Regions from separate parts of the Homo sapiens genome. Here region 1 is linked to region 2. A link is a loop called in an ENCODE intact Hi-C map of the cell type or tissue named here. Cell type or tissue: heart left ventricle. All regions are shown on one strand. Each heading gives the region's core, and the rest is flanking DNA. Links, peaks and the distances in the headings are about the cores only. Region 1 overlaps LOC107984619 (a long non-coding RNA gene). Region 2 has its middle 2.8 kb from the start of LINC00330.

Evidence for each region. Hi-C counts contacts between places; a loop is a spot of excess contacts. Peaks named below come from ENCODE experiments on the same cell type or tissue, not always from the same donor. Only the 100,000 strongest peaks of a DNase experiment are listed, where the experiment ranks them.
Region 1: a loop joins it to region 2, with 2.3 times the contacts of the local background. A loop is called at or near these places in 8 of 110 quality-filtered maps.

The regions. Positions count from the first base shown.
Region 1 is chr13:44,910,744-44,913,663 of GRCh38, reverse strand. The region is part of intron 1 of LOC107984619 (a long non-coding RNA gene); the gene reads left to right. Among named protein-coding and RNA genes, the nearest start is that of TRE-TTC2-1, 5.8 kb to the left of the region's middle. In heart left ventricle, for the core only: no CTCF peak of the experiment used is centred there; no DNase peak of the experiment used is centred there.
Region 2 is chr13:44,810,933-44,813,852 of GRCh38, reverse strand. No RefSeq gene overlaps it. Among named protein-coding and RNA genes, the nearest start is that of LINC00330, 2.8 kb to the right of the region's middle. In heart left ventricle, for the core only: no CTCF peak of the experiment used is centred there; no DNase peak of the experiment used is centred there; H3K27ac peaks cover 1,369 bases.

The sequences.
Region 1 (2,920 bases), core at 114-2,613, 100 kb before region 2:
GCCATCACCGTCATCATCATCACCATCATCATCATTGTCATCATTGGCATGTTTAGTCCCTCTTTCTCCTCCACTCGCACCACGTCTAATTAAAGCTTATTTTATTTTACTATTTATTTATTTTATTATTTTATTAAATCTTATTTCTACCTCTTCAGTTATGCTCACATATATTCTTATCTACTTCCCTGGCCACTCTGCTGGTTTAAATCATCTTGTTCTCTGGACTATTGCAATAGGCACCACACTGGTTTCCCTGACCCCATCTTGCCCATCTTCTCTATCTTGCATTCTCCTGGCTGTTACAGCGCAGAGCTGAACATGCTGCTTCCCTGCCCTAAACCCGAAGAGCTTTGTCTTGCTGAGTGCTCCCAATCTGCCTTTGCAGCCTAATTCCTACCTCTTCCCTCCATGTATCCTAGATTCCTGTTAATTTCACACTGTTTCCTGTATCTGGCCTTTACTCAATTTTTCTTCTACTTGAGACGCTCTTATGCCCTTTCTCTAAATATCTACATCTTATCCATCCTTTAAGGCTCAATTCGAACATCACATGGTTCCTATAGCTTCCCTTACCTCTCCTGTGGATGCTGGTTGCTTCTGATTCCCATGGCATCTTGTGTACTTCTCTTCCTATACTTACTCCTTTCTAAAGTTAGGTCCTAGCTTAGATGTCATTTCTGCCCTGACTGTGGGTGAGATGCTTTCTCTGCACATTTCCCTCTCATTGCATTTACCACACTTGTTGTGGCCCTGCTAGATTTTACTCTCCAAGGCCAGTGCCGTGCACACAGTAAACACTTAATAAGCATGTGTTGAAGGATGTGTGAGCAGGACAAGGACTTTATTGATTGGAATACCTTAAGTTTCAAGTTACAGAAAGCCATTGGAACTCCACTAGGGGAGGATTGTTGGCTAATGTAACCAAACTGTGTGAAGTAGAATGGGATGGCTGGCCTTGGGGACAATCAGAATCAGTGTTTTCTCTCTGTGTGTCAGATTTATTCTTAGCTATCATGGACCAACTGCTTCCACATGGCAAGGGATCTGGGCACTCTGGCTCAGTACTCATTCCTCCCAGCTTCCCCACCCGAGAAGGAAGGTCTTTCTTAGTTTCTGTTGGAAAGTGCTGGGGGAATGTGACCTCGCCTAGGCCCTGGGCCCTGCCTAGGGTTGATGAATATGGGGTATTATGATTGGCAGCTCCTATTAGAACCACAAGGTAGAGAGGAAGGATGAACTGGTATTAAAGTTAAGCCAGAGAAATTAAAATAGTGGTAGTTTAACATAAAGAGTGGTGATTTACCATATTTACAAGGTTGCACAACTTTGTAAACATACTAAAAAGCCCTGAATTGTAAAAGACTGAATTGTATGGAATCTGAATTATATCTCAATTAAGAAAAAATTAAGCCAGAGATGAAATCTTGCTGGCAAAAATAAGCATTTCTATATTCTTTATATTTGGGCTATTCATGTATTCAGCAAACATTTACAGTGTGTCTAGTATGTGCTGGCAGTTATCTAGATTTACACTGTAGTGGGAAATAGCACACGCACAAACACACAAAAAGGGTAAGAGGGTTGGATTTCATTCTAAATGTGATGGGAAAGCTCTGGAGGTTTAGGGGTGGAGAGAGGTCCACCCCCTGGATGAGGACCTTCTGGACTCTAGGGCCTTCTGGCTGGTGCTCTGCTGTGGTCAGCACAAACCACACCTTGGAAGGAAGATGAGACTGTTTTAAGAGGTCTCTTGAGATGGATTCCAGAACCCTCATTTTCAGAATTTGGCAATTTTGTCCTAAAATAAAGTTTTCCTTGTGGACTAACCCAGATCACAGTATGCTTTGCTTTAAGGCTATTTGCCCAGATTTAGCAAATCTGCAATATTTGAGGGCACAGTTTCAAGACTGCCCTCACTTCTAACACCAACTGCAAGTTTGGGGGAGTTTCCAATACCACCCTCAGGTTTGATGATGTTCTAGAAAGATTCCAATAACTCAGTGGAAGCTGCAATATTCACAGTTATGGTTTACTGCAGGGAAAAGACAGAGACTGAAATCAGCCAAAGGAAGGGACAGAGTCTGGGAGGGTTCTAACTGCAAAACTTCTGTTGCCCTCTTTCCATGTGGAGTGTGTGGGCCCTCCTGATACTAATGTGTGACAAGATACATGCAGTATTGACAACCAGGGAAGCTCACCTGAACTTTGTTATCCAGAGTTTTTATTGGGGCTTCATTATGTACGCATGATTGATTGATTGTCTGTGTGATTGAACTCAGCCTCCAGCTTGAGTGATACCATGTGACACAAAGCCCCCACTCTAAGGCACATGGTTGGTCTTTCTAGCACGACTACCTCCCACCCTAAGACTACTGAGTATGGCCAGCCCCACCCTACAATCTGAAGGGATCAGCCCCTGCCTTAAACAAAGATCCTCCTATGAGAAATGACATAGATTTCATCCCAGAAGATGAAGGCAAAGGCCAGACCTCTCTTTGGGCAAAGCCAAATTCTTTTTTTTCTTTGTTTGTTTTTTGAGATGGAATCTCGCTCTGTCACCCAGGCGAGAGTGCAGTGGCGTGATCTTGGCTCACTGCAACCTCCACCTCCTGGGTTCAAGTGATTCTCCTGCCTCAGCCTCCTGAGTAGCTAGGATTACAAGCATGCACCACCACACCTGGCTAATTTTTGTATTTTTTAGTAGAGATGAGGCTTCACCATGTTGGCTAGGCTGGTTTTGAACTCCTGATCTTAGATGATCTGCCTGTCTCAGCCTCTCAAAGTGCTGGGACTATAAGTGTATGCCACGACACCTGGCCTACCACTCATTATTTCTTCCAGTTTTCTTTTCAGTAGAGATGAAGGAAGAAGGATTGTCTATTGCCACAAACTGTTTGCCAAAAGATAGGTAAGTGTT
Region 2 (2,920 bases), core at 187-2,686:
GGGTCTCTGTCCTGGGGAACACTAGGCACAGTTAACAAAAAGGATACAGGGGCATTGACCCCCAGTCCTCTTCCCATAATATTGACAGCCAGGCCTCTAACCTCCAGGCAAGAGACCAGATGGTTCTTCTCTGGGGAATTTGCCCAATTCAAGAGGAAAGACCTAAAGATACTAATGTCAGAGGTTCCCTAAGGGAATGGCCCAACCTGGTCACTTTACACTTAAGCTCACATTCAATAAGCCCCATCCGTGTGTTGACCGCTTCCAATCAGAATTTTAAGGCTTTGCTCTTAAACATGAGCAGACAATCAGGGGTCACTAGGCATTTGAGGTGAGCCTCTAAAAATAAAGATGGAAACAAAAACAAATAGCAAAAGACAAATTGGAGAAACAGAAACCATGTAAGAAAAACTACTTAAAAATATAATTAAATTCTCAGAGAAAGCATCCATGAAACACGAACAAGATGCTGCTTTGCTATTAAAAAAATCAAGGGAATAAAAGAGGGCTTTTAGAAATTAAAAGCACTGCAGCTGAAATGGAAAACCAACAAGAGGTTTTGGAAGATAAAGTTATCTCAAAGTGGAACAAAAATAAAAACAGAAATGAGGGAAAAGAGAAAAGATAAGACTGCAAAAACAGAGGGAATGAAAATAAACACTCAGTCAGAAGATTTCACAGAATGAAACATCCAGAACAACCAGGGAAAATAACACCACATGAAGGTACCGAATCAAGAGCTTTCAGACCACTTAAAACCAAAAGAAGATCCTATGGGCTTCCAGAGGGGAAAACCAAGCTACTTACAAAGGACTGGAAATGTGAAGGTCTTTGTGTTTCGCAACAGTTCTGAAATCTACACAGCAATGGATCGATGCCACCTAAAATTATGAGGCTATTGAAGTTATTTTTAGATTAGTATTCTATTTTCAGTCAAATATTAATCAAGTGAGAGGGGAGCACAAAAACATTTTCTGGATCTCAAAATGTTTAATTCCCAAGCACTTTTTCTTGATAATTGATAATTTTGGGATAATTGATCAAGAAAAAGGAAGACATGAGTTTTAGAAAACAGGAGGTCTAACACGAAAGGCCCCCTCAGGATGAGGGTGAGGCAGCTGTGTACCAGGCACAGTCTGATCTGTGTACCAGATTAAATTGGAGCCATCAGCATTTCTAGGAGAGATGACTTCCAGGCAAAAATCGCAGAACAGTTAATGCATCAGAATGTCTTGATTTAGACAGTTGAATGTCTTTAAATAATTCTTGACTAGATGGAAAGGTTGAAGTTGACTCAATGGCAAATACATATTTGCCATTACAAAGCTAAACCAACAGAGAAAACAATCATCATTAATTCCAGGGAAAACAGAATTGTACAGAAAAGTAATCAGAGAGTATTATTATAATAATGTAATCACTGGTTATTGATCTAACCAAGATTATACAACACACATGCACATGCAGATAGATTGATAGATAACTATATTGAGAGGATGTGTGTGTGTGTTGATGCTAGTGGAAATAGAGTTAAATTCTCATCTTCCACAGTGGAAAGTCAAAGTGTAATGATTTCATCTAAGAAATATTAAGAAGTGGCAGGGTGCTGTAATCCCAGCATTTTGACAGGCTGAGGTGGGAGGATTGCTTGAGCCCAGGAGTTCAAGACTAGCCTGGGCAAGCTGGTGAGACCCTGTCTCTACAAATAAAATAAACAAACAAATAAAAGAAATCAGCCAGGCATGGTGATGCATGCCTGTAGTCCCAGCTATTTGGGAGGCTAAGGTGGGAGGATCACTTGAGCCTGGTAGGTTGAGGCTGCAGTGAGCCGAGATGGCTCCACTGCCTTCCAGCCTAGACAACAGAGGGAGACTCTGTCTCAGAAAAAAAAAAAGAAAAATTAAGAAGTACTCTCAATTGATTTAACAAAAAACCAGAAAAGTATTGGGTAAAAACAAGCATATAAATAAACTATTTAGGATTATGGAGGTAAATGCCAAGATAATGGCTAAAAAGATGTGAAAAATGGTTGCCTCTGACAAGGAGAAAATGAGAGCAACTGGGTGGGACCACTGTTATTTTTCATAATAAACTTTGTAAAGTTATCTCACTCTTTAAATGTATGCAGCCATAACACAGATAGAAAATAAAATAGATGTGACTCATATTACCAACCATTTTATCTTTGACATGCTGATCTACAAATATTGGAAGTTTATTTATTATCACTGCAAGCAATACATTGTTTTTGCACAGTGTGCCCGTGTCTTTTCTAACTTTCCTCAGTGACACTTATTTCTGGAAGTGTTGGAAATTTAATTTGAAATTGTGTTATAGTAACTTCTCTTGAATCTCTCTGTTGACATCAGCTCATTTTCTCTATTTGATGTTTCAGGAAATAGCTCATCTCTGGTCTGGCCTTAAAGCTTTCCTTAACGAACAGCTTCAATCTTTAACATGTTTCTGGGTCTACTGGAGGCATTTTCATTCCTTTTGTTTTGGCATCTATATTCATGTTATTGTTTGGTGGTGAAATGACTCCTAAGTAAGTAGAATCAAAGGATGAACTTGAAGACTGCTGATTAAAAACATGGGCATGTATTAATAACAGAAGGTAAACTTCTAGGAGGTTATCCTAAGAGTAATCAGAGATGAAGTTAAAGATTTTCATTCAAAGATGTCCATCAAAGCCTTACTTATGACTTAATAAATAAAGGATTACAATACATCCAAATGACAGAACTGTATGTAGCTGCTAGACAACATATTAAAGAAAATATCAATTGGTATGGAAAATATTTATAATATGTTGCTAAGTAAAATAAATAGATCAGTGACCAAAAGACTTTATGTATAAACATGTAATTTTTGTAAAAAAAAATCTATTTAAATATAAAAGAGACATACATTAGAATGCCTG